Linked DNA regions of Mus musculus: region 2 is linked to region 1. A link is a loop called in an ENCODE intact Hi-C map of the cell type or tissue named here. Cell type or tissue: left cerebral cortex. All regions are shown on one strand. Links, peaks and the distances in the headings refer to the core of each region. The heading gives the core; the rest is flanking DNA.

Region 1 (13,386 bases), core at 4,396-12,395:
ACTGTTCTCTCCCTGTACTTAATTGCTTTGATGCCACAGGTGTAGGCATGCATATGTGTGCAGACATGCAAGTGTGTGTGTGTGTGCTAGGGATTGAAGTCAGGTTTCACACACACCAGGTTGATGCTCTACTTTCTAAGCAACACCTTTACCTCTTGGCTTTTTGAGGCAGGCCCCATTATGTTGCTCAAGATGATGTCATCCTTATTCTTCCTGCTTCAGCCTCCCAGGCACTGAGATTACAGGCATCAGTCACTCTATCAACCTGCACATTTGTTTATGGTCTGCTCTTAGCATTCTAATGCATATGCTGTTAAAAACCGAGAGCAGGGTTTGAACATGTGCTTGACCAGCAGTGCTAATTGCAGGATTATTCACAGTAGCCAAAAGGTGAAAACAACCACATGTTTAGCAAGGAACAAGTGGGTAATCAACTGCGGGGGACACATAAAATGACATATTAGTCAGCACTGTAACGCAGACGAACCTTGAGAACATTCTGCTACATACAATAAGTGAGATGAAAATGATAAATATGTAGAATGTGCTGATGTGCACTGCCTAGATGGATAAGTTTACAGAGGTAGCATATTAACTGGGAATTGGAGAAGAACTCATTTCTAGTTAGAGGCAGAGCTCTAGAAATGGTCCTGAGGGTTGCACAATACAATAAATATAATTTGTGCTCAATTGTACATGGAAGATGATTAAAATATCAGTTTTAGTGGTATATGTTTATTCTTAGCAAAATTAAAAGAAATAATGACATAATATATCAAAAAACATGTAAGGGCTGGAGAGAACTTGCTGCAATAATTTGAGGATGAGAGCTCAGAGTCCCAGAACTCACTTAAAAAGCCAGGTGAACATGAAAGTCTATGAATCATCTCAGCATGAGAGAGGCAGAGACAGGGATTTCTGGAGCAAGCTGGCCAAACCAGCAAGCACTGGGTTCAGTGAGAGGCCCCTCTTCAGTATATAAGGTATAGGGTGATCAAAAAAAGACAGTCCATATCAGCCTCAGGTATCTGTATACATATACATGAACACAAACACACATATATGCATCCACATATATATGAACATCCACAGACCATATACACTTCAAGTGTACATGTTGAAGAGTAAACTATGGTAAATAAATTTGTGGCAATAAGCCATTTTTTAATGAGGGAAAAAATAACCCCATAATTGTTACTGTCTTATTCTCAAGTATTTCTCCCTAAAATACTATATAAGATGATACTTCATACTGAGTAGAATTTTCATTTGAATAGCCCTTTGGATGTTCGCAGGTTAGCCAAGAAAGCCAGCACACACAGGAGTACAACATGCATGCTCCAATCACAGTTCAGTCTGCCGGAGTGCTCTTGCTGCGTCTGAGCTCTCAGAGAGCCCTTGGGTGGCATCCCATCATCTGAAACTTATACAATGTTAATCACATCGGCTTCTGCAAACACTGGGAGACTAGGGATCTGCATGTGGGGGAAACAGTTCATCCTAAAATCACGTGTGAAGATAGCATAGGTTTAGTTCATCCTAAAATCACGTGTGAAGATAGCATAGGTTTAGTTTATCCTAAAATCACGTGTGAAGATAGCATAGGCTCACGTATTCTTCAAACCATGTCTCAGAGAATTCCTTCCTCAGAGATGCCCCTCATCTGATATATAAAAATTTTTTATAAGAACTGGAAATGCAGATCTGCAACTGCAACATTTATCCCTAACTGCGAAGTTTAATGTGCTAGTAAGAAGGTAGGGACCCAAAAGCTTTCGAGGTTGGAAAGAACTGGAGTTCACCAGCTTATGTAAGTATGAATGCCATCTAGGTATATCCTCCTTAGGCCACACTCAGTGAGGAACAGCCTGGTTGCAGAGCACTGTCAGAACACTGCAGCCCGTCCAGACCATACTGAGAGCACTTTGTGACCATGCACACAAGACCTATTATTTTATTCCTGCCATGTCCTCTCCAACTCCTCAATAACTCCCTGTTTGATTACTACTGTTGCACACAAACACACACACTCGATGCTGAAAGGGAAAGAGGCCGTGGTTGGATCTGCTGGCATGGAAAGTCATGCCACTGCTAGAGGTGCAACAAAGCTCAAAGACACTGCTGGGAGGTCTGCTTATGACTGAAATAATTTGTTGGATTTGTTAACAATGTTTTCCAGCAGTGCCCTGCTATCTATGTGCAGGTTAATTTTTACAATAATAAATAACCAACAAACTTGAGTATAAGACAAAATGAAAACTATTCTGTATACATAATAAAGGAACCATTTTCCTGATATACCAGATATATTTTCTGCTGATATCAGTCAAAACCAACAACAATAAACACACACTGTACTTCACAAAATACTGTCTATCATGTACAACCATTTTCTTCCTATACATTATTTTGTTTGATTCTTTTCTTTCTTTTTTTTTTTTTTTTTTTTTTTTTTTTTTTTTTTTTTTTTTTTTTTACCAAGGAGAATTTCCTTGAGACATTGATGAATTTGCCTAACGTTACACAGATAGAAACTGGCTTTGTGCTCTATGCTTTGCTGCTAATGTGAGCTGATTTTATTGCACACAATCTCTCTGATAAGCACTCCATGGTAGGTTCTATGCATGTTTTCCTGACTGGCCTTGTTGATATATTATCCATTTTGCAGCAATAAACCAAGGGAAGTTATGACTGTTTGCATATTCTAGCCACAGTGCTTATATTTTTCAGGCTCTGATAACTATGGTCCATCTTGCCAGCTTGAATAAAGATGTTCTTTAATTTCCAGGAACAAGAGGATGGATCACCTGTTAGACTGGTTACAAGTCTAAATGACTGGATACAAAATTATCACAAAAGAACTCTAAAAAGTCTTTCCTATGTTAAGATAATGTGACATTTCTCTTAAAAAAATCAAAATTAAATACTTGACATAAAACATTTAACTGCATTATAGAGCACAACAAACCTAGAACAATAAATGTTCTTCTAACCCTGAATGACACCCTTGCCAGCAACACTCTCTCCTACGTGCATGGTAAGCTAGTTGCTGAGAAGACAGGACCATATATTTTGTACCGCACAGTGACATTTCTGGACATCTCTTCTTCTTTTTAATGACTGCACTGAGCACTGCATGCTTGCATTGCGATTCATATAATTGATACTCAACTGATAACCAAGTATGCTGTTTCAGTTGTAAAAGAGCTTACATGATGAGATGTCCTTTAGCAGTTTGCCATGTGTGTTTGTGTAATACATTCCTAAAACAAAAATACGCACAGCACAGATATTTGCAAATAGTTGTGCATGGTGAGTACACACATGGGGGGGCACACTCAATGTTGGCACTGTTCCTCTGTTGCTCTCTACTTTATGTGTGGGTATGAGGCCACTCATCAAGACAGAGCACATTTTGTCCTGAGACCCATGTGTATAGTGTCTTCAGCATTAGGGTCATCTAGACATGGAGCATATAGAACACCCTTTAAAGCAGCCAAATTGATCTCCAAGGAGGGACCTTTGTGACCTTATTCTGCTGTCTCTCTTCCTGGTTGGACATGAAGGCTGTATATGCAGCTTGGACAGTGAGGCCACCTTAGTTGTCACTGTGAAGCAGAGCAGAGGAGAAGAACAGAGAGTGCCAGGCCCTGGGTCACTGAGGAACTCTGCATGGCCAACCTCAGACTTAACAGGAGAGACAAAAATGAATCCTCCTTCAGTAATCATTGAGTCTTATAATACCTGCAAACACACAAGCCTAAAAGACTAAGACGGACAAACATAATTACTTAGTTTAGAACTAATTTTTTACTTTGAGTTCCACAAAGACATTGAGATAAACTTAGATGGCCATTTTTGGGGTTGCTGAAACCATAGCTAGCTGCTGAAGCTAGTAAAAGTGTCCTTGTCTTCATGCTTTGGATTTGCAAGGCTATGACCTCCTCCAAAGACTCACTCCCTGAGGGGCAGTGAGAGGAGATAGCAAGGCAGAGACACGAAGGTGCTTAGCTAGTATGGGCTGCAGTGTAGGGCTTCCTGTGTCTGCAAAGACCTGAGGCGTTATAAAGAACACAGATGGAGGTGCGCAGGGAGTCCCAGCTGTGCCAGAATCTTCTGACTCCAAGCTCAAAAGTACACAGCAAGATTTATAACGCCCCGGTAGCCAATGAACTGGGTCACTAGGGCTCACTGGAGTTAGAAATCATCAGAGTCCCTCCATTTCAGATCTTGTATAAGTTCCAACTTTGGGTTTGATCCTGCAATGGGGACCATTAGGAAGGCAGAGACTAATTGTCTTGCTAGCTAGGTGGGCTAGGAGTCTAGAGACAGAACTGTTAGAACCTAAAGAAACAGCCATTTTTTTTAAACATCTGAGATTTAGATTTTACTACTTCATCTCATAAAATTTGATAAAATTATAAATACCCTATCATCAGCAGTCCGCTTTACATTCAGTCTCAAGCCTACTCTAAACCACTCATCTATGGGAGAGCCATTCTCAAGTAGATAGGTGCCTGTGACCTCTTACCAGTTTCTGGGCAGGGATGGAGATGCTTTTGGTCCTGAGGATCCACTTAACCCAGATGACACCTTGCTCTGTGCAATATTAAAAAGGTACTTAGGTAGCAGTTATGGATCAGGTCGAGCACAGTCTTAGAAAATCCATTTGTTTGAGTACTTCCAAGTTCCCTTACAAAACACCATAAGCAATTTGGCTTGAAAAACAAAAAGACTATTTATTCACTCAGCTAGAGAAGCTCATGCCAGTGGCATAACCAGCAGTCTTGTCATAGGAGTCCCCAGGCAGGAAATGTTAAGTGACTGATTCAATTAAGACAGCAGAGGCCAGATGACAGAGCAAGGGAGAAAGAAGGTTTAAACATTCTAATATATGAATAAATAATTAAAGATCTGGAAGAAAAATGTCAGCTCAAAATAACAATGTATGAAAAAGCCACGAGGAAATATGATACTTGGTAAGATAATTAAAAATTAAAATCAATAACAAACATATGTTTGAACAGAGGTACCTTTGTGTGGTGGGAAAAGAAACTCCCAGAAGCCATAGGTTATTAAATGAAAATTCCAGCGCAGAGGGTGGACTGTCTTGCTATGAATAATCAGTCAAAAAGTCTTAAAGATCCTCAAACAATACAAACAATTGTATTAATTGAGTTAATTGCTCCTCAGAACTAGAGGGTAAGATCTTATTGCTGAAGTCACTACACAAACTGGTCTCAGGGCACAGAAAAATCAAGCTGGAGCCTGGCTAGACGCATCTTCCCCTCTGGGGAGCACCATGGTAGTGAATAGCTTTCATAGGTGGTGCTATTCAGGATGCTTCGGGAGAACTGACACTACCATCATTCTTAGATGTGGACTCTGCAAGCCATACTACTGACCGACTGAGTTAAGATGTACCGATAGCACAATAGAGGCAAGTATCCCATGGAAACCAACTGCTTCCTAAGTGAATTTGAGGCCTATCCCATCGGGAGAGTTAATGTCTGAAACTATTAACCTAACCAATATATGTGGCTGAGGAAGTCAAAGGCCCTAGAAGGAATGCTATCGTGGTTGTTTCACTAAATGGGAAAAATGCATCGTCAGTTTATCTTCTACATAACTGTGTCCGGGCCCACAGATTAGCACTTGTCTTAATTACTTTTCTAATAGTGCTGTGAAACACCATGACCAAACGCAAACCCAGGAGGAAAGGCTATATTTGGATTTCATATCCTGAGTCCACTGAGGAAAGCCAAGGCAGAAACTCAAACCAGGCAATATCCTGGAAGCAGGAGCTGCTGCAGATGACATGGAGGGATGCAACTTACTGGTTTGCTTCTCAGAGCTTGCCCAATCTGCTTTCTTATAGTACCCAGGACCACCAGGTTGGCACCATCACTAATTTTAAAAATGCCCTACAGGCTTGCCTGCTTCCTGACTGATTTTATACAGGCTTTTTTTCCCCCCACCCAATTGAGGTTCCCTCTTCTCAGATTACTCCAGTTTGGTGGTTCTCAACCCTTTCCTCATGATGTGGTGACCACCAGCCATAAAGTTATTTTTTGTTGCTACTTCACTACTGTATTTTCTACTGTTATGAATAGTAATGTAAATATTTGGTATGTGGGATATCTGATATGTGACCCCTGTGAAGGGTCATTCAGCCACCAAAGTGCAGGAGAGAAAGCCAACCAGCCATGTAAGAATTCCGGTAGGTGGCCACTGGCCACTTCCCCTATTAGGAGAAGGTTCAGGAGTCTCAGGAGTACCAGAGGGAGTGTTTGCTAACAGGAGAAGGGTTAGGAGTGCTCAGCCTTTGAGCTAGTCACAGCATGTCATAAATTAACTAATGAGTATGTGTCTTTCATTCAGGAATCCAAAGAGCTCCTATGCGGGGTGGGGGTTGGGGTTGGGGGTGGGGGTTGGGGAGGTCTGGGAGTCTGACCTGCCGGGAACCAAGCGGTGTAGCTAAACTTGCAAATATACCAAAGGGGCAGTGATCGACAGGTTGAGAACCACTGCTCTGCACTAGTTTGTGTTAAGTTGACGTAAAACTAGCCAGGACAGTACTGCTCTCCGCTATGGTTAGAGAAACTTCATTTTACAGTGGCAAGCAGTAAGTGCAAACCCCCTAGCTGCTGACAATAAGTGAACGGTGAATGCTCAGCTATAAGCAGAAAATCAATACCAATCTCTCCAAGGCTCAGGGGACACCAGGGAACAAGGGAGAGAAAGAACATAGGAGACAAAAGAAGGGAAGGTGGTGTGAAACTCTGACTTTCTGGCTTGACACATGTACGAGCTGGGTTTTGTCAACCTTACACAAACCTAGAATTAACTTGAAAGAGTAATCTCAATTGAGTAAATGCTTCCATCAGATGTCTGTAGGGAAGTCTATAGAGCATTTCCTTGGTCAATTATCAATGTAGGAATCACATCCACTGTGGGTGGTGCCACTCCTTGGCACATGGCCCTGGGTTACATAAGAACGCAGGCTGGGAAAACCATGGGGAGCAAGCCAGGCAAGTAGTTCTCTTCCAGAGTTTCTGCTGCGGGCTCCTGCCCTGACTTCCCTTCATGAAGGACTGTGAGCTATAAGGTGTAATAAACCTCTCCACAAGTTGGTTTTGTCACAATTATCAAAACAATAAAAACCCAAGACAACATGCTTATTGCAGTCTTGAGCTCAGATGAGGTGATTGTCTATACAAAATGTGAAGAAGATTGAACCCAGCAAAGTTCTGTCATGGAGAGGGAGGCTCTCACTGCTCCCTGGGGATTTATATATGGTTGGCGGCAGGGAAGAAAGTCATCTTCTTCAGAGGTCTAGTTACTGGTAATGCCCATAATCCCATAAACAAAAGCATCTCCCATTCTGTCATATGCAATCCTAAGGAAATTCACTGGCTCACACCCACCAGCCTCCCCACCCCCACTCCCACCCTTAGGCCCACTTCTACAATTAGGGACAAAAGAAAGTGGGAGAGGATCGTGGGTAAAGGAGATCAGAGGGAAGGAAACAGAGGGTAAAGGGGGTGAACACAATAAAAATACATTAGATACTTGTATGAACACGCTGCAATTAGCATATGATAATAAAAGCATCACAAAGTTAGATATCTGACTCATGATTCAGGTTGTCTTCACTGTCTGAGACATCTCCCTGATGAGTTGCATAATTGTAATTTAAAAAAGAAGACTATGTTTGGTTTCTAGACACCCCCTCCCCACACACACACAAGGGACTGAGATGCATATTTTACATATCAAAGCAGACCTGGCCTCTAGGTTCTTCCAGCATTCCTCAGTCCTGACCTGGCATACCCTGCCCCAACCCTGACCTTTCCAGCCCAGGAGATGGTCTGCCCTTCCCCCAGAGGCTCTTCCCTATATAATCCAGACATTTTGATCTCTCCCTCTCTCTCCCCTCTCTCCTTCTTTCTCTGCACATATACTCTTTCTCTCTTTCTCTTCCCCCTCCCTCCGCTTCTCTCTTCCCATGGTGACTTCCCTGGTCTCAGTCCTTGGGGCCAGTAAACTCAACTGAGAGCAGCTTCCCAATGAAGCTGTCTATATATAATCTAATCTAGCTTGAATTGGCTCATCTTGCCATTAGAGAAATAACCTATCAGACTGTGTGACTCATGACATTACCATTTTCCAGAGACTGAATCATTACCATAACCATTGGTGTTGGGCTCTGAAAAGCAGCTGTTCTGGACCACGGATACCTGATGGACTATCTTCCTTGGCACCAAGGACAGCTAGTTAGAGTAGTTCAGGCTGTGGAGCTTGTCTCTGCATCATAAACCTATACCTGTAAGTCTTCTAGATCTTTACTCTCTTCAACAGAAGAAAAGCTAGGGTTGACTAACATGCCTTAAGCCAGTGGTTCTCAACCTTTGGTTGCACCCCCTTAGGGGTTGTATGACCTTTTCAAAGGGGCTACATATCAAATAGCCTGCTGAAAGGACAACATAAACCCCATTCGTCTATATTTAAGTAGCCAATTTATCATCATTGAAGGTCCAGGACTGATTTCAAAAAAAGGCCAGAAGGCACCAGCTCTAGGAACAGACCACAAGTCCCAGAAACTAGGCCAGAAGATACCAGCTCTGGGGCTGGAGAGATGGCTCAGCAGTTAAGGGCACTGACTGTTCTTCCGAAGGTTCTGAGTTCAAATCCCAGCAACCACATGGTGGCTCACAACCATTCATAATGAGCTCTGATGCCCTCTTCTGGGGTATCTGAAGACAGCTACAGTGTACTTACATATAATAAATAAATAAATCTTTAAAAAAAATATCAGCTCCATAAAATCTAGAATAAGATCATTAAACCCCCTCCCAAAGAATAGCCTGGGGATCACAAAAATGGGGAAATATCTTATCTCAGGATGGACCCTCTGCCCTCGGCAGCCCTATCTCATCCTATGATAAAACACTGATGACCTAGGAATGCAGACCACTGACCACCTGTGACACCCTAGTACCCACCAATGAAATTTTAGATTACTTAATCTCTCTGGAGAGTCCCCCTAGTTCCCTCTAAGAAGACCTGTGTACCTTTGTCTGGGGTCGCCATTCAAAAATGCTTGACCCCCACATGTCAGTTGTTTCTGTCGAATAAACTCTTTGTTTTTTTGCAAACTGAGTCTGGAGTCTTCCCTCTGAGATTTTTGGACCCTCACACTACATATCAGATATGTACATTATGATTCATAACACTAACAAAATTATAGTTATGAAGTAGCAATGAACATAATTTTATGGTTGGAGGGACTGTATTAGGAACATGAGCAAATGTATTAAAGAGTCACAGCATTGGGAAGGCTGTGAACCACTGCTTTAAGCAGTTCAAACCACGGGCAGAAAGATGTTACACGAAGGCACAAAGCTCTCAATGTTATTGTGGCAAGAGACAGTTTACAAACCTGAGCAGAAAGTAGAGGCAAAGTTCTGAAGGGCGGAGTCCACCTCTTCCACACTGGACAGGGCCAGCAGCCGGGGTAGGAGGCCCTCAAGGGACTGTATAAACAGTCGGGCGCTGTGCTGGTCTGCCTCCTGGTTCTTTAGCAGTTTGAGAGACAAAGCAGCGGTTCGAAGGGACCGATGGCCTATGTAGTCCCGAGGGGTCTGTTCTTCATCAGCCAGGGAACAGTTGTCTGACCCAATGTCTGACACATCAGACCTCCCTGAGTCCTTTTCTGCCGCCATGGAATACTGATCACAGGAATCAAATTCAGTCCTCGACAGGTCTTGGTCATCTACACTGAAGTTGCTCTCACTATACCTAGATCCGTAGGACCTTGTCCTGCAGTCCACTGACAGGAAGTTGGTGATATCGGGGTAAGGGACTGTGTGGCTTCTCTGAACCACATCTGGCTGGTCTATAGCCTCAGGTTCTGACACTTTGCCCATGGTCCCCTTGCCTTCCTGAATGGCTGGTGACTTGAGCCCATTCTTGTGGTCCTCTGGTGTCGTCTGACCCAATTCTCCTTCCAAGGTAGTCTGGCCTGTGTCTGTGGTGACACTGATGCTGATGTCAGGGCTCCTCTCATTGCCTGACTCCCATGGAGTGTGCTCCGAAGACAGCACTCTCCGCTGCCAGCGGAAGTCAGCCTCATTAATTTCCATGGAGTCCCGGCTCGACTCGGCCCCATCCCTCAGCTCTTCAAGGCGCAGAAGCAGCTGCTGCACTTGAGTGTCATTCAAGCCTTTCCCTTGGCTGAGTTCATCCAGAGCCCCAAGCAAGGTGCAGACACAGGACACAGCAGCGTAGCAGGCTTCAATGCCTCCTTTGATGCATGCTTCTGTCATGCCGTCCATGATGCTAAACAGTGTTCAAGACAGAAAATAGCAGCCAGGCGTGAAAGACCAAGAAATGCCCCCAAATATACAAGAGTTATTAGCTTGGCCAACTGCACAGTATTCAAAAGAGATAGTCTAATTTGTATAACTTGCATAACATTAAGACAATAAATGACTCAAACATGTTCAGGCTGGGAAAAATTCCAGATAAAGTTCTCCACCTAAAACCATATGCCCTCTTGGTTGGCTAAGTTTTTCTGGGAACAGGTAAATATTCCAGAAGGGAAATATGTTGTTCTATTCAAGAACAGACACTGAGAATTTTATTTTTGTATTATGTTCAGACCTTCAAATAGAAACAGTTGCTGTGGCTAAGAGTCATAAAGACATTTCTGTGTAAACAGGTTCTTACCAGATGTATGCCAACACTACTTGTACAAATCATACTAAGTTTCCTATGGGAGCTACTTGCAATAGAATCCTACAGCTCATACTGTACATCAAAAGACTCTTCTCTTTCATAATTCAGTGAATAGTTTTTAGATGTTTCAGTGTGTAGATTCAGTTTTAAGCCAGTATGGAAATCTGGCAAGTTATAAGTAGAATAAATTAATATGTTTTATGTGGCTTGTGGGTAAATAATTAAATATGCGCATTTTAAAATGTAGATTCATCAATAGTTTGTGAATTTGGGGTTAAGATGAAAAGTCTTCAGAGAAGCAGTGTTGGACTACCAACACATACCCAGAAGGAAAATGCAACATACAGTTTGAGAAGATCCAAGTGAGACTTTCTTTTGGAAATAGATCTTTTCCTTGGTTCAGACTCAATAGAGCTTGGTCCTGCCAAGTCATACAGACGCTGTGGGCTCCCAAGTATCTTTAGAAAAAAAAAGGAGAAAATAACAGAAAAGTGAGTATCACAAAAACAAAACAAGCCAAACCAAACCAAAAATACACCAAATGTTAGAATCACAATATCAAGTAAGCAATGTGCTTTTCTTTAGTGAAGGACATAAGAGGAGAAATGATTACCAGGCTGCGGCTCTTTTCTCAGAAATACTTAGAACCAGGAGAATCTCTGATCTGGGTCTTAACTTTTCAATAGGCCTATTGGTACCTATGCAACGAGGTATTTTCAGGGTGAAACTTGTGGTGTTCTAAATGAAATATCATCTGTAATCTTGAGCATTTACATTCTTGGTCCTAAATGGTAGTGCTGTTTGGGTAGGTTTAGGTGTGGCCTTCCTGGTGGATGTTTGTCACTGGGGCGAGGTGCTGTGGTATACAAGTGATGCTTTGTCCCTGGTCCCCCTACGCTTCCCTACCTGCAGCTTGAGGTGTGACCTCTCGGCTTTTCCTGACACCAAGACTTCTGTCTGCTGCCACAATTCCCTGCCATAATGGGCTCTTATCCTCTGAAACTGCAGAGCCAAATAATCTTTCTCTTCTGTAAGCTGCCTGGTGTTTTGATACAGCATCAGGAAGGAACTAATATAGAACCCAAGTTAAACATCACATTTATTTCACATACAACTTGTATTTTTAGCCTGAAGGCAATGTTACACAATATTTTTAAAACTTTAGTGCATGAGGGTTTTGTACCATCATATTATCTACTTATGGAATTATGTCAGTACTGAAGAAACCTCTGCACTTCAGATTTTGGACTAATGATATTAAATGTACATTTTAATACAATTAATTGAAGCTACAAAATACTTAGGTACAAAACAGAATGTGATACACTGGTATAGTCACTGGGCTGTACAATGGCTCTCTCTAACTTCCTCACATTAAGTCACTTAATTAGCATCTCTCCAACATCCATCCCCGCATCCCCCAGTGACCGAAATTCTATTATCTGCTTCTATGTGTTCAGCACGTTTGGAATTCACATATAAATGTGATCAAGTGGTACTACTTTCTGTACCTGACTTATTTCACCCCTGTTGTCACCGAGAACAGAGTTTCCTTTTCTCTTAGGATAAATCACTATTACAGCAATACTATTTTGACTATATTTAGTTTATATCTTCTCTGGCGGGAGTCACTACGTGTTGTAACAGTACACTGGAGATGATGCTTCACTAAACGATTGTAAGTGAGGCAGCCTCTGCCTTCTATGCTATGGGCCATCAGCTTCCCAGCTGACATGTTCTTCCAGTGACTTTTCTTAGAGTCCTTTAGTTCTTCAGTTCCTTCTGACGTAGTGCAGGGATGGGAATGATATTGAGACGTGTTACATATTGTGACGTCTTTGGAGTCATGCTTCCTCCCCCTTTTTTCAAATAAATGCAGAATATACAATTACTAGTAATAAAGTGTTCTTTTTTTATAGGGATGGGTTCAGCAAGGTAAGGCCACATGGATATTTCTATAGAAAGTTCTTTGAGGATTATTGAGTTGGTGCAGACACACATAGGAAACTCCCAGGAGGGCAAGTTTTACATGATGCTCCTCTTTGTATGGCTTTGGCATTTTCACATAGGTTCAAAGTCACCGACTGTGGGAAAAAGCTGAGATCCAGAAACAAACAAAAAAAAAAAAACCCAGTGTTGTTCTAGATCTTTCTCCATGCTTAAGGAATCTGTGGCCTGTCCATAAGTGCTGATATCTGTTTGAAACTATCATATGTATTCTATCTATGTGGAAGGGTTAAATTATAAAATATTGTCTGAAATTGTGGTTTTATCTAAAAAAAACCTGGCTAAGAAAAGATGAATTTTTTGCATTTGAGAATGTTACAAGAATCTACATTAGTTGTATGTTTTAAAGATTTTATTTTGTTTAAGTGTGTGTGTGTGTCCCCACAGGTATGCACACATGTGAGTGCAAGTGTCCATTGGGGCCACAACTTGGCATCAGATTCATATTCTACTAGAGCTGGAGTTATAGGCAAGCTGTGAGCTGCTTGACGCAAGTGCTGGGAACTGACCTCTGCCAGAGCAGTGGAAGTGAGTTACTCTAATCTGTCCTTTCCATGGTAGAAAAATTCATGTCCTCTTCACAGGTCATCAAGGCCATCAACTACCAGAGCTTCTCTTCCTCTTTATTGAGTGTTCCAT
Region 2 (16,487 bases), core at 3,953-11,952, 63 kb after region 1:
CCACTGACTGAGAGTTTTGGACACCTGCCTGATTGCAGCTGTGAAGGCAGCTGACAACAGGCCAGCAGGAAGAACACCCGGTGCCTAATCCTTTTCCCCTCTCTCCTTGCCAACCCAATGACCCAATGGCCATTTTTACATGATGATCAATGAACAGTGCTGCCGATTTACAGTAGGCACATCCTTTGGCAGATAGAGGAATTGCCCAAATAAGGTACTTCCAGATGGGTGACTGTAACTTTGTTATTATTAGTATTGTCTGTCCTTCTCAGTGACAAGGCAAAGGCACTGTTGCGACTACAGAGGGAGAGGTGAGGCTTCCAAAAGAAGCAAAAGCTTCTTTTGTTTCATTACACTCAGTTCATAAGCTTGGAGAAGCAATGAGAAGAGTGAAACAGAGGGAGGGATCAGAGTCAGAGGCTGATGGAGGAGCAGCAGAAGCAACCCTGGATTTTGCCCTGAAACAATCGAACAATCTCCAGCAGGGTGAAGACACTATGAAAGAACCTTCATCTCCAATCTGGAGTCAGATCTGACAGCGAGGTACCGTACCAAGAAGTCACCCAGTAAATCCACACCCCTCGCAGCCGAATAGCCTGGAACAGGAGAAATCTGTGAGGTAGTTGCAGGCTGATATTGTACATGCATTGCATATTATAGATCAAGGTAAGCATGAATGCCAAATCCAGCAATAGTAGGCATCCCTTTGTAAATATCCCTTGGGAAGCAATACTCTTTATACACAATTGAAAAATCACTACCACCCCTCTATCTACATAAGTAGCCCTGACAATCCTTTCTCTACCCTATGACTAATTTGAACTAGGTTGCTGTCAAGTTCCAGGAATGTCAGGCTGTATCATGACCCTGAAGCCCTTTCCTAGTTTGTTCTTCACGCTGTGATGAAGGCAGGCCTGGTAGCGTGAGATTGTTTCAAGTAAGTTTGTGTTGGCTTGAAAGGTATCAGTTACTGTGAAGGGCTGGGGCTATAGAATCATTCAGACACGATGGGAACAATGGTTTATACTTGTAATCCCAGAACTTAAGAGGCCGAGGCAAGAATATTGTCACAAGCTTGAGGTCAACCTGGTCTACATGGCGAATACCAGGCCAGGTCAAATTTTGTAGTAAGTGAGACTGTCTAAAATAAAATAGAATAAAAACCAGTCCTATAGAGTTGAAGTGAGGTGTGCATGGACCATAGAGCAGAGACTAGCAGAATTTTTCAATATACAGACAGGTTAATATGAGCTATGCATTTCACATAGTCTCCACTAGAATTACTCAGCTCTGCTAGATATAAAAGCAATCATAGACAATAAGTAAATCAATAAGTATGGCCATGTTCCAATAAACCTGTATTTACAAAGCCAGCTAAGGGGCCAGACCTGACCAACATACTGCTCTGCCAAGCCCTGACACAAATTATGCCTGGGAACACAGGCTAAGCAGATTTAGCCTTCTCATGTTTCCAAGGGATTTTCACAGGACATAGAGCTAATTTGCCTTAGAAGAGTATTAACAAAACCAAAGACAGGGCCAAAATCTCTATTAGAATATAAGTGCTTTGGAGAAATATCACTGTAGGCAAAGATGTAACTGGGCACTAAACCAAGCTATCCTGTCTACCCATTGAACTAACATTTGGTGCCTATAATGTGCCAGGCACCATATACAGATTTGGGCACAAGCTGACAAAGTACAGGACAAAGCAGGTGCCTTTGTTAATTTATATTCAGAATGAACTAGAAGAAGAGAATTGTTCTTACTGTGGATTGGTTCCATATTTAGTTTTATTTATAACTACAACTTTAAAATAAGCCTGTCTATCCTCAGGTCACATTAGAGAAAGCTTAGGTTCTGGGAAGTCTTGCAGCCTGCCCAAGTCCACTCAATTCATGTGTATTGGAGATAATTCAAATCTAAATCTGACATCCTAAAACAAATTCTTCCTAACAGCCTTTTATATTAGAAGTGTGGAGCAAACCTATAACAGCTGTTTCTTGACCTTTTTTAGGTCATGGATACGAAAAGATCCAGGACAAAAGGGGAATTGTATGTTCAAAGTACATTAAACACAAATAAAATGTCCTTGTGAAATCTAGCACCATGCACAATAAAAACAGGCCAATTCAAAACATTGCTTAGGGGCTGAGGAGACAGATACATGGCTGAGTGGAGAATGCATTTGCCGCACAAGCATGAAGCCAGAGTTCAGAGACCACATAAAAGCTGGGCTGTTATGGCAGCCACCCATGATGCACTTAGAATACAGAGACAGAAGATCCAAGGAAAAACTGACTAGCTAAAGTAAGCAAGGTTCTACGTTCACTCTACTTCTGTGGCAAAGCACTCTAACTGGAAGCGCTTGAGGGGAGACAAGGTTTATCTCAGCGCACAGATGATAGTAAATCCAGGCAGGAGTTCAAGCAAAAATTTGATGCAGAAACCATGGGGGAAACTAGTGTTTATGTGCTTTCCACTCTTCTGCTTCCCTCCAAAGGTTGATTTTTATGTGTGTATAAGTGTGTGCCTGAGTGTATGTTTTTGTACCATATGTGTGCAGATGTTTGCAGAGGCCGAAAGAGGGTGTTGTATCTCATAACACTTGAGTTATGAGTTGCCTGATGTAGGTGCTGGGAATGGACTCCTAGGTCCTCTACAAGAGCATCAAATGCTCTTAAACTCCCAGCCATCTCTCCAGCCCCTTAGCCAACTTGTTTTGAATGCCCTAGAACTTCTGACCCAGGGCATGATACTACTCACAGTGTGCTAAGGCCTTGTACTGGCTGATTTTACCCTAACCTTAACCCTCACCCTAACCCTAACCTTAACCCTAACCCTAATACCTGTGGTGCATTTTCTTGAGTGATGTGGACCCAGCTCACTATGGGACGTGTTACCTCTGGGATGGTGTCCTTGGAACTATAAGAAAGCCAGCTGAGTAAGCCATGAGGAGAAACCAAGTAAGCAGCATCCCTCCATGGCCTCGGTATCAGTTCCTGCTTTGAGCTCATAGCTGACTTCTTTTAATGATGGATTGTGATATGGGCGTGTAAGTGAAATAAGCCCTTTCCTCTCCAAGTTGCTTATGTTCTTAGCATTTTATCACAGCAATAAAATCTTTAAGATGGGCCTCCTATATAAATTAACAAGATAATCCCCAAGACATGTGTAAGGTCAATCTGATCTGAGCATTCGCAAATAGAGACTCCCTTCTCAGGGCTATCCAGGCTGTGTCAGGTGACAGTCAAAATTCACTTGGACACGGAGTTTGGCAAGCTCTGAATTAACAAGAGACCCTACTTCAGGAAATAAATTGGAAAACAACTATAGAAGACCCTCAACATCAACTTGGGGCCTCCATATACATCTGCTCCCAAGTGCCTACACAAACGTGCCTACATGTATGTAAACACACATATTATAAACACACCACAGATATACATACACATTATTTAAAAATAAACAAGTAACTAAGTGAATCTGGCAAAACACTTTGTTCCAGACAAGCTGTATTAGTTACTTCCTGATTGCTGTGATAAAATACCATGACCAAGGCAACTTATAGAAGGAAGGGTTTACTTGGGGCTAAAAGTTCCATAGGAATAAGAGTACATCACAACCACTTGGGGGAGTGGCAATGGCTATGGGTTGCCATGGCAAATAGAGCTGGAAGCTGAAATCTGAAATCTGAGGGACCACAAACAAGAAGCCAAGTGACCTAGGGATGGCGGGAGAGTTTTAGACCTTAAAACAACCTTTAATGACCCACCCCCACCAACAAGGCCATACCTACTAAGGTCCCACGAGCAGCACCAGTGACTGGGAAGCAAATATTCAAATACCTGAGAATATGGGGGTCATCTCATTCAAACCACAAGAAGAAGGAGTGTATTATTTTCCTTCTTGGGATGCATGGGCTCTGCTCTCCTTCCAGTTCCACAGGCATCCTGAGTCGATGGACTGAAAGTGAAGCCCTTTGCCCAGTACAGTAGAAACCCCAGGGTCTGTGCCGAGTCAAGGACTGCTTCGCTAGCATGGCTGGGCTTAGGATTCTGCTAGATAGCCTCTGACAAGAGTCTACACCAATAGCTGGACACAGATTCAGGGGTATGGCGATTGTCCTTACATCAAAGGCCCTCCAGGCCTTCTTATTCTACAGTTATTCAGTAGTCTCTGTCTCAGATCCTTCTTCAGCTGGAATGGAATGCACGCAGGAATCAACAGAACTCAGGGGGCACATCTGATTTCCTCCCCTGCCCTATGGTATCATTAACTCCCCTCCCCCACTTTCTTTTAAAGTGAGTTTAATGAGAGTGTATGACAGTCCTGTGAATTGGGGCTAAGGATGAGATTTATAATGAAGATGCAACATGGCACACACTCAGTCCCCGTGAACTTTCAGAACATAGATAAATTATCTTTTGATCTTTCTAGATGCTGCCTCACTGGGGAAAAAAAAGCATAGGAAAACCAACATTCATTTATATTTATTGGCTACTTTTAATGCACAGACACATACAAATTCATCCTTGCCTAATTAGCTGAAGGCAGCAGGCTCCAGTTTCATGTCCTGACATACTATTATTCCTTGAAAGATAATTAGCAGTATGCTATCATCACACCAAAGACATTATCCTCTGACACGGTGTCTGGTCGTGTCAAGGAGACTGACCCTGTCTCCTTAACTGCTCTGTCACAGATCACAGACCAGTTTAATCAGGCTGGAAGGCAACAGAGGACAAAGGCAAATTTAAAAAGAATGGGAGAGAATGACAACTTGCTAATAATTACCTGCTAACATGAGAAGAAATAAGATGTTCTGGTGAGACCACATATTTTCAAAGGTTTGAAGTGATTCTTCTTGGATGCTCTGGGTGGAGAGCATCAACAGGTCACTTTACATTTATACTGTACGCTTATACTCCACAATGCTAGGACTCTGATATGAGCCATATGTTAAGTCACCATATGATCTTACAATGTCTCCTGCTGAAATCGGTAGCCTTTATATACAATATGCTGTGCTATACTACTTCATAATTACCTTGATTACAACACATAAAAATTAATACAAAATGAAAATTCACATTTTTCTGGATCACAAATTCAAACTGTACAAATTGAAAGTACAGATGTACTATGCTTTGAACATGGCTTGTTGCCACCAAAACTCATGCTGGAGTTTGGTACCCAGAGCAGCAATGTTGTCAGGTGAGGCTGGGTAGGAAGTAGTCAGTCACTGGGACAGAGCCATTCTGAGGAGACTAATATTCTCTCTCTCTCTCTCTCTCTCTCTCTCTCTCCCTCTCTCTCTCTCTCTCTCTCTCTCTCTGGTCTAAGATTTGCTCTCTTGGGCGCGTAGTCAGCAGAGGTGTGTATAACTTAGTCGCCCCACCAAATAAGACTAAGATGCTTATTTTTACATGAGCCTGGCAGAGTGCTAATGGCCAAATCTGTCTACGGCTTTACAAAAGGGAATGCATGGATTTTGTTTCTCTTAATGGATTTTTAGTTTGGGAAAATTTATAAAAGGAGATGCCTGTGGAATACCCTGTGGGTACACCCTGTGATGCACCCTGTGATGCACCCTGTGATGCACCCTGTGATGCACCCTGTGATGCACCCTGTGATGCACCCTGTGGGTACACCCTGTGATGCACCCTGTGATGCACCCTGTGATGCACCCTGTGATGCACCCTGTGATGCACCCTGTGATGCACCCTGTGATGCACCCTGTGATGCACCCTGTGATGCACCCTCTGATGCACCCTGTGATGCACCCTGTGATGCACCCTGGGGGGGAGATTTGCTTCTTGGAAGCAGATGACTTGCTTGTCCTTGTCCTGTTTTCCCAAGATGGAAGTAGCGCAACATTATCACCAGAGGCCAAGAAGATGCCAGATCCATGATTCTGAACTTCCAGAATCGTAAAACCAAACAAATCTTTTAAAATAAATGGCCACTCAAAAGTATTCTGTCACATCAAGAAAACAAACAAACAAAAAAACCAAAAATAAAATCAAACTAAGATGAAATTCCATTGTGAAAAATAAAAATGAAGGCAACTGGGCCAAGGACCCATGGCCCCAGCAGAGAACATCCTGTTTTTCTTAAGCTAAGCAAACACAATATTAAACTGCCACCTAAGTTCTCATGCCTCTCTCAGCCCTCACCAGAGAAGCATCTTTTCTCAATAGATGGTGATTATACAAAGGCTCCTGACTGCACCATGTACAACGACCAAGAGACTGCAGAGTGTTCGGTTGTAACTGGGGCTCAGGGATCATCAAGGAATGAAAGGTAGAAAGGCTGTAAGAGCAGAGAGGTTGGGAGAGAAAACTGGGAATAGGGAAGGAATTAAAAGGAAAAGGAGTTGGGGTAGATTTCATCATAATAGAATATACTCATGTCTGAAATTCCCAAAAGACAATGCAAATGGCCACCATGCTGGAAATGGAGAGAGGCATAGCCAAGGTCATGCCTCTTCATCTCCGAGTTGGTGAAACAATTTGTTCACATTCTGAGACGTTACAAGCTGTCTATAAGCAAAAAACAAACCATTCCTTGGATGTTCCTACTGAGTTTAAGACCCAGCCACCGCCATTCCCAGGAGCCATGATCTTGCCTAATTAGGTTTTTCAGCCTCCTGTTGTGAGATGCGGGATGCTGTCGTCATGCTGATAAATGTGGATGCTTTGAGCAGTTTGCACCAACACTGATGCATTGCCACTGGTGAAGCTTTTGCCCGAGTCAGTTCCACAGAGCCAACTGCAACCAAATTGGCTCCTTAACTTACATTCTCTGGAGTACAGTTAAAACATTTCCATTTTATTTCTATCCGCATTTATATTTTATTGAAACTGTTTTTTTGTCAGTGTCAATCCTTTTCCTTTATATAAGATTAGATTCACCTGTCAGAAGCTATTAGGCCTTAGGGACATAGCTTGGATCAACATGAAATCCATTTTCTTCCACAGGCTTGCGAGATTATTTAGCAAGCCTATTGCAGTTACTAAGTTGAGCATATGAAATTATCTCATCTCCTAAGTCAGAAAAGGTTGAATACTCGCAACTTCAGATGATTTAATCTAGCCCAGAAATCCTAAATAACATAGTTGTTCTCATATTTTACCTCAGCATTTAAGGTTGTATTATCTATAATTTTATTATAAAATCCATATATGTATATGTATAAATATCCAAGAGTATCTAGCACTGGAAACAGATTGAGCTTCTGTTTAAGGAAGAACTTACTAAGTACAGGCTGACAATACACATTCCATACTGAGATGGTTTCTCTTCTTTTTCCTTTCATAAATACTTTCTGTATCAAACCTTATTTAGTAACCACAGCAGATTCTCTCATACATGGAAGAGAACGTTTCCTGTTGTCACCAGACCTGGCTCCTTGTAAAATGTTCCCTATAACATTTCTTTCCTTTGTTCAGTTCAAAAAGGTATGAGAGAACTTACTTACACACACACACACACACACACACACACACATATACACACACATACACACACACACAAACACCACACACACACACACACACACACACACACACACATGCACACACACACACACACACCACACACACCACACACACGCACATGCAGGGTATGAAGAATGAACTCTCTTCCATTTCTTTCTGGAACTTACAAATGTTCTACATGTTCTATATGGCTGCTGTTCTGACTAAGGTTTATGAGGGGTTTATAGTTTCAGAGCGTGATTCCCTGACCAGCATTGTGAGGAGCACAGTACCAGGCAGGCATGGCACTCACCTGAGTAGCAGTTGACAGTTTATAGGCAGAGAAAGCAGACAGGGAATGTTGTGGGCTTTTGAAACCTCAAAGCCCAGTCCCCAGTGATACACCCCCTCCAACAAGGCCACGCCTCTTAACCCCTTCCCAAACAGTTCCACCGACCAGTACTAAGCATTAAAATACATGAGGCTTTCAAGGTCTAGTCTCACTCAAAACAGCATGGCATATGGTAAAGCAAGCTTGTCAATCATCTGAAAAATTTTTAATGCTAGATTTTTTTCCTTCGCAATTTGTGTTGAACTTTGAAAATATCTTTAAACAAAATAGAAGTCAACATAAATACAACAATATTTTGCTACAGTGTTATGAAAGAACAATAGATTTGTCTCTTCTATTCTAAAATTCTGGTCTTTCAATATTTGAAAAGCATGATACATGAGTAAAGAAGATAATGGATAAGGGAGAGTCAATTTTTAATACTTTGGAAGACAATTAATGATATACTACAGCTTGATATTTTCATTTGAAATCTAGCATCATCAATATTACTATCTCTATAATAAGATATAAATTCTGTATAATCAGATAGAGAAGCTATTTTTATATCTGGGGGGCAATAGCTGACATGATGTCTATATTATTTCTAAGAAGGACTGTTCCACAATCCATTTTTGGCAAATGCTGAGCATTCGTGTAACATTAGGTTCTGATTTGGCACTGAGCATAGAACAAAAGGAGAGTAGGTGTTGTTCCTGTTTAGAAATAAGAGTGGGCACACCCTCCAAACATTGCTGAAGATAAAATAGCTGAGAAGTGTTAACAAGGCCATTTAAGGGGTGCTTGTATAAATAAGCAAATGCATCAAGAAGGCCAGAGCCAGTGGCTATCTCACCTCTTGGAACACAGCCCAAGGACTGACCATATACAGTTTGTTTTTTTTTCCCCCCTTTGGGCCAGGCATTTGCCACTTTCAATCAAAGGATATTTGAGACAAGGGGGATGTCGGTTACTACAGTTACTAAAATATTTCATGTGCCAGGTCATTAAATAACTTGGTATGCCACTTAAGGACTCCCACAACAACTTAATGAACAAATACAAATATTGTTATCAGCTGATGCTGAAGGAATCAAGAAAGAAGATTTGCAACTGGAAATGAGGTAAGACTTGCTCCGGGCCAATCTGTAGCCTTCATGCTTAGGATTCTGTTTGTTGTTGCTGTTATTTTTTTCTGCCAATCTCAATGAGTGCTAGATTAAATAGCTCACCCAGAGCAGAGCAAGCAGGTAAAAGATCCTTCATGAAGAAAGTTCCAGGAACAAGCCAGATAGCTTGATAGCTCTCCGGGTAATGGCACTTGCCACCAGGCTTGCTTGTTTGATCCCCAGAACCCACATGATAGAAGGAAAGAACAAGTTCTTCAAGTTTTCCTCTGACTTATACACACACACACACACACACACACACACACACACACAGACAGACACACACAGACAGACACACACACAGACAGGCAGACAGACAGACACACACACAGACACAGACACACACACAGACACACATACACACAGACACACACACACTCACACACACACTTACACACACACAGACACACACACAGACACAGACACACACACACAGACACAGACACACACACACACACAGACACAGACACACACACAGACACACAGACACACACAGACACACACAGAGACACACACACAGACACAGACACACACACACAGACACACACACACACAGACACACACACAGACACACACACACACTCACACACACACAGACACACACACACACAGACACAGACACACACACAGACACACACACAGACACACACACACACAGACACACACACTCACACACACACACACACACACACACACACACACACACGGGAGAGGAAGAGGAGAAGGGCCAAGAGGATTCACCATGAGGTTGTGTTGAGGGAGCCAACACAGGATCAGAGTGAGCCAGGGCAAGACTCAGATGGCAAGTGTCTGGGAGGTAGTTCAGGCCAACAAAGCCAGGTTGGAATAGCTCAGAACCTGCCCGGCTTAGTGCTTTCAGATTATTAATAAATATAAGGTCTCTGTGTCAATTATTTGGGAATAAGGGGTATTGAGAACTCTCCAAAATTACATATACACTATACATTTTATTTCCTATCTTAGGATCCCAATAGTAGAGATGACAGGCATGGGCCACAATGACCCTGCGTTTTACATTTTAAAGATTGCAGAAATTAAGTATGGTCATCTTTTGAAAAATATGGGGAAATGTTCCAAGACATTTAAATCTCTTAGATAAAACGGCATTCTATATATGACCTATCTATACCACCTGTGTAGTTAAATCATCTACAGATAATTTATAATATCTAATACATTATAACTACCGTGTTAATGGTGGCTAAAACGTGTTTGGGGAATAATGGCAGTAGAAAAATGTCTGTACAGGTTTCATCACACTTGCGATTAAAAAAAGAATCATACTTTCAATCCTAGCTTGGCTGAATCCAGAGATGCAGAATTCATAGATCTGGAAGGCTGCTTAGTGCTTTAGAATAGGGAGCAGTGGTATTCATTAGCCCTTTCCTGCACTGCGAACACTCTTACCACCTTCTCTTTCTTGGTTTTTCCTGGGCTCCTGAACACAACACCCATTCCTAGCATGGCTGTAGTCTAAGTCCTCCTGGCTGCTGTGCTCACTTCATCTCTCCTGTCTTCTGACTCCATCAGAAGCTGTGCTGTAGCCTTGGACCAATTTCCCCTCTCTCCTCTTAAAACAAAATCTCCTTATCATTTTTCAAAGACTTACTGAATTTTATATTTCCCGAATGCCTTCTTGATTCAAACTAGGATTGCTTGTGAGCCCAACATTCAACTGTTAGTTCTATTTCTAATGTAAAATAACTGTATTTAATGGAATCATGCTCCCTTCTAGAATCTATCTCCCTACACACAAGCATGCAGGCTTCACATGAAAATGCTAACAGCATGAAACATGCCTACAGAAATTGTTCTGCCCTCCCTAGTTTATGGCGGCACATGGGTTTTGTTAGTTAATGGCTTTTTTCATGATGTAACACTCCAGCTGGCAATAAAGAGTCCGGGCTCTGCCAGAATTTCAGCAGGAGCTCAGCATCCCTCGGCCACGAAGCAACGTGCAGGAAAGGCTTCTAGCCTCAATAAGCAAATCTTAGGCAAGAAGAGAACATGATCAGCATTATCATCAGTTTATACGCTGATAAAGTGGTTTAAATGTGCAGCTACTTTTGAAAACAGCAGCTCTATGGCATAAATCTTTCAGAGAGGTCTACGTAAACAAGGACAGGCCTGTTCTGCTCAACAGCAGAACAAAACAAATCAACTCACCTTGGAGAAACACTGATTTTAGGCCCTATTAATGACATACTAGCCTGTCAAAACTCATAGTATTACACATACACAATTAACAGAACTTATACAAAGTAACTGTGCTGACAGCAGAATGTGAAGCAAGACTTCTGTCAAGTAGAAATTTCTAGTACTTGCTGGTAGTGCTCATGCTTAATATGCCCCAGGCCTCTCCAAGAAAGTTTATAAAACAGATCGGGAAGTTTGCCCAGTGGTACAGCCCTGTAATACTGGCTACTGGGCAGGTGGAGGCAGGCAGAGTGCAATTTCAAGGTCTGCCAGGTCTACAAAGTGAGTTCAAGATCAGCCTGGGCAACTTGGGAAAAGACTTTGTCTCAACGCGACCTGAGGGTAAGGACGGAGTTCAGTGCTAGACACCTGCCCAAAATACGAGACACTGGATTCCACCCTAGTTCTATTTAAGAGAGGCAGAGACAGATGACTGGGAAAATGGGTCAGTTGGTAAGGTACTTGTTGTGAAAACACCTGACTGAGTCCAGATCCCCACCATCCGTGTAGAAAGCCAGGTACAGTGATGTGTGCTTGCTGGCCAGGCAGTCTAGACAATTGGTGTGTTCCAGGTTCAGTGAGAGCTGCACTCTCAAGTGATAAGGAGAAAAAAGTGATTGATTTGGACACATAATACAATCATCTGGCATACCCATACATATAATACTTACACACACACACACACACACACACACACACACACACACACACACACCAGTAAACACTTAAAACTTTAGTTCCAGTTGATATCAAAGTGTCACAGAAAACCAGTCTATTACTAGATCATCATAATTGCATTAAAATTGATATTCCTAAACAACTTATAATCTATATACAAGAAATAAGATTTTTAGTAACAGAGACAACTTCATTAATAAACACTGATTTAGTCTATTATATACCCAGGCAGTACATAGAATATTAGGTATATAACATAAAACGCCTAGACTAGGGAGGTGAAAGACTCCTGCAGACACATGGTCACTAAATTAGAATAGATCCTGGGGGAAAAAATGCAAGCATCTTTACAGATGTGGTGACATTTATTTGGCCTTTAAATGGAGGGGACAAAATGAGCCTTGGTCAGCCACAGAAAGAATAAAAGCAGTCAGGGTCACATTCAAGCTCTTATCTGTCCAAGTCCTTATTTTCTTCCTCTAAAATATGTAATTAAGGGCGAGAAAGATGAGTTAGTAAAGCACTGTGCAAGCTTGAGGAGCCTGATTCAGGGCTCCAATATTCATGAAAAAGTGGGGTCCAGTGGCACACATCTGCATCTCTAGTGCTTGATACAAGAAGGCACAGACAGGATGACCCTCGATCACTGGCCACTTAGCCTAGTCAGGCTGACAACCTTCCTGCTCTCAAACAAGAAGATGGAGAGTCAGCAAGGAAGACATCACCATGTTGACCTGTGGCCTCCATATAGGCACTCTTTCACATTTTTCTCTCTTCTTGTTTCTAATACACACACACACACACACACACACACACACACACACACACACACCAGTACACATACATACCCATTCAAACTCTCAGCATACACAAAATAAAATCATGTAATGGTAGAAACCATGCAGGAGGAGCTGCAATGAGCAAGTGAGCTTTTTGGGGGACAACCCTCTCGACTGGGCAATTTTCCTGTAGATCAATACGAAGATGAACTTCCAAAAATTAATATTGTTTAGATGGATTAATTATTTGATAGAACTCCTGATTTAATTTAAATAGTTTTAGGAAGTTAGGGTAATTGATAAAAAGTTAAAGGAGATGGTTTAAGTTATAATAAAGTTAGAATTAAGAATAAAATAGGGAGGAACACTCCTTCATTGCTGGTGGGATTGCAAGCTTGTACAATCACTCTGGAAATCAGTCTGGTGGTTCCTCAGAAAATTGGACATAGTTCTACCGGAAGATCTAGCAATACCTCTCCTGGTATATACCCAGAAGAAGTTCCAAGTGGTAATAAAGATATATGCTCCACTATGTTCATAGCAGCCTTACTTATAATGCCAGAAGCTGGAAAGAACCCAGATGTCCCTCAACAGAGGAATGGATACAGAAAATGTGGTACATTTACACAATGGAGTACTACTCAGCTATTAAAAACAATGAATTTATAAAATTCTTGGGCAAATGGATGTATCTAGAGGATATCATCCTGGGTGAGGTAACCCAATCACAAAAGAAGTCACTTGATATACACTCACTGATAAGTGGACATTAGCCCAGAAACTTAGAATACCCAAGATAAAATTTGCAAAACACAATAAAATCAAGAAGAAGGAAGACCAATGTGTGGATACTTCATTCTTCCTTAGAATAGGGAAATACCCATGGAAGGAGTTACAGAGACAAAGTTTGGAGCTAAGACGAAAGGATGGACCATCCAGAGACTACCTCACCCGGGGATCCATCCCATAATCAGCCACCAAACACAGATACTATTGCATATGCTAGCAAGATTTTGCTGAAAGGACCCTGATATAACTGTCTCTTGTGAGGCTGTGCCAGTGCCTGGCAAACACAGAAGTGGATGCTCACAGTCATCTATTGGATGGAACACAGGGCCCCCGGTGGAGGAGCCAGAGAAAGTACTCAAGGAGCTGAAGGGGTCTGCAACCCTATAGGTGGAACAACAATATGAACTAACCAGTACCCCCAGAGCTCCTGTCTCTAGCTGCATATGTAGCAGAAGATAGCCTAGTCGGCCATCAGTGGAAAGAGAGGTCTTGCAAACTTTATATGCCCCAGTACAGGGGAACGACAGGGCCAAGAAGTAGGAGTGGGTGGGTAGGGGAGCAGGGCGGGGGTGGGGGGGAAGGTATAGGGGACTTTCGGGATAGCATTTGAAATGTAAATGAAGAAAATATCTAATAAAAATTTGAAAAAATGAAAGAATAATTTTTGATTCCCAGGAGAAAAAAAAAAAAAGAATAAACTGGGGCCCATCCCTTGTAGTGAGGGCTGAATAAGTTAGACAGTGACCTTTCATGCCTTTCAAGCATGTAATTGTACTTGGAAGAGAAAAATAAGCTTGGAACAAGTAAATGATAAAAGAAAGCATTCATTCTAGGTTGGGTCTGAGTTCCTGGATCTTGTGATCTAGGGATGTGGCAAAGGTTTCAGTGTGCACCAAGAAAAGGTGTGAACGAAAATAAATAATGCTACTGTGAATACAAGAAAAGGGAATATAGATGATTAGCCAGTTTAGCTGAGAAAGACTTCAAAAATAAGACATAAGATAGCTGATGATCTGTTTCTTGGTATATACAAAATATCATCAGCTAAGCATAGAAAAAACTTGCTAATATCCACTTATCAGTGAGTGCATATCACATGTGTTCTTTTGTGATTGGGTTACCTCACTCAGCATGACATCCTCCGGATGCATCCATTTGCCTAAGAATTTCATGAATTAATTGTTTTTAATTGCTGAGTAGTACTCCATTGTGTAAATAGACTACATTTTCTGTATCCATTCCTCTGTTGAGGGACATCTGGGTTCTTTCCAGCTTCTGGCTATTATTAATAAGGCTGCTATGAACATAGTGGAGCATGTGTCCTTATTACCAGTTGGAACATCTTCTGGGTATATGCCCAGGAGAGGAATTGCTTAGAATATGCTATTAGTACCAGTCAGTTCCCCAGTCATTGACTCCACACTCAGATTTCCTCAGTTTACCTGTGGTGTCAAAGCTAGCCTTTGGTAATATAACTAATATTACTAATATTACTTGCCTAGAGAAGTGTTGTAACAGTGAAACAGTGTACTTACTAGTCATATTCTTAACTGACTTCCCAAGGCCATCCTTATATATGTTCACAATACTCCTTCCATCCTCTGCTTCAGCCTTTCAATTTTCCACTATTTGATCTACCCTGTCCCTCATGAGGTCTCATGGATACAGATACAAACACCTCAGTACTCAAACGCCACAAATAGCTGCTCATGTACAGCTCTTGCACCCAGGAACACAAACACCTATCGTACTACATGCCCTCTGAAAGACACAAATCAGAAACTCAAAGGTGATTTCTGGAAGAGGCATACATAGTCTGAGCAGGGAATTCTGAGGCCTCAGGTATTGAGAATGTAAAAGGAAGGTTTGGGGGGACATTTGGTTGGATCAGAAGAAAGCAAGAATGGAGTCACTGTCATGTAACCTCAGGGCAGGTCCCATGACACGCAGATATTAGAGTAATAACAACTAGCACAATGAACACACCCTATAAATGGTCATCATGTAAAAGCATCTACTCTACTATATGGGCCCATGTTGAATGTATGTTATAGTCAATGATTGCCTAAAGAAACAGAGGGAGGAAACGGGACCCACAGATGGCATAATGGGGCAGCGTGGAGCTCCTGCAGCACAATTTGGAGGAACACATGGGAAGTATAGGATCGACATCACTGCAAACTGAGTTCAAGGATTTTTGGGGGAGGCATCTAAGGGTTGATAATGTGGAACTCAGGGTAACTTTAGAATTATCTATCTAGAAGCAGTAGCTGAAGTTTTAGATGAAATGTCTATGGGGAAGAACAAGGTATAGGATGAAAGGATGGGGTTCTGAGAAAATGTCTCCAAAAAGTGAGTGAAAAAACCAAAAAACAAAAAACCAGGGTATCAATAAGGAAGTCAAAAGGAATCTGTGATAACCAAGAAGAAACCAGAAAGCTGTTCTTCTAACCCATGTCCACTTAGTGCCAGTACTCCAGTCATTGAGTGCCCACTTGGTACAGACAGTGGGGTTGGTATACCTACCTCTTAATTATACTACTTACAGAACTAGGCAGATTGATAGGCAATTATTTCTGTTATCAATGAGACAACAGTCTTGAGGCAAGATAATAACATAACCTAGCAACCTAACTAGGTACCGTAAAACATGGGGCCCTGACAGAAGCATGAGTACTGTCAAAAGTTAGAAAAACAGTAATACCTGGGTCCCTGCTTTAAATAACATAGCTATGCATCAGAGGCAGTCTCTTAGTATCAAGCAATTCAATCCTCACCAGATCTTAAACGCGTTCTCACGACCGGCCAGGAAGAACACAACAAACCAGAATCTTCTGCGGCAAAACTTTATTGCTTACATCTTCAGGAGCCAGGAGCGCAAGCCCCCAAGCCCAAAAACGAAAGCCCCCAAAAACGAAAGCGAAACCCCCTCCCTATTTAGGAGAGTTATCCTTCGCCTAGGACGCATCACTCCCTGATTGGCTGCAGCCCATGGCCGAGTAAAGGCAGAGTACATGTAGTGGAAAATTACTCTTGGCACATG

The links. Peaks named below come from ENCODE experiments on the same cell type or tissue, not always from the same donor. Only the 100,000 strongest peaks of a DNase experiment are listed, where the experiment ranks them.
Region 2: it touches region 1 in a loop (2.0-fold over the local background); 2 of 42 quality-filtered maps call a loop at or near these places.

What each region holds. Positions count from the first base shown.
Region 1 is chr10:18,636,719-18,650,104 of GRCm38, forward strand. Arfgef3 (ARFGEF family member 3) reads right to left here. Exons shown (of 34, transcript NM_001033258.4): 11 at 11,086-11,198; 12 at 9,443-10,341. Among named protein-coding and RNA genes, the nearest start is that of Hebp2, 97 kb to the left of the region's middle. In left cerebral cortex, for the core only: no CTCF peak of the experiment used is centred there; DNase peaks (open chromatin) are centred at 6,977, 7,722, 10,142 and 10,563; H3K27ac peaks cover 2,964 bases.
Region 2 is chr10:18,700,271-18,716,757 of GRCm38, forward strand. The region is part of intron 2 of Arfgef3 (ARFGEF family member 3); the gene reads right to left. Among named protein-coding and RNA genes, the nearest start is that of Gm32926, 35 kb to the right of the region's middle. In left cerebral cortex, for the core only: no CTCF peak of the experiment used is centred there; DNase peaks (open chromatin) are centred at 8,539, 10,528 and 10,878; H3K27ac peaks cover 2,676 bases.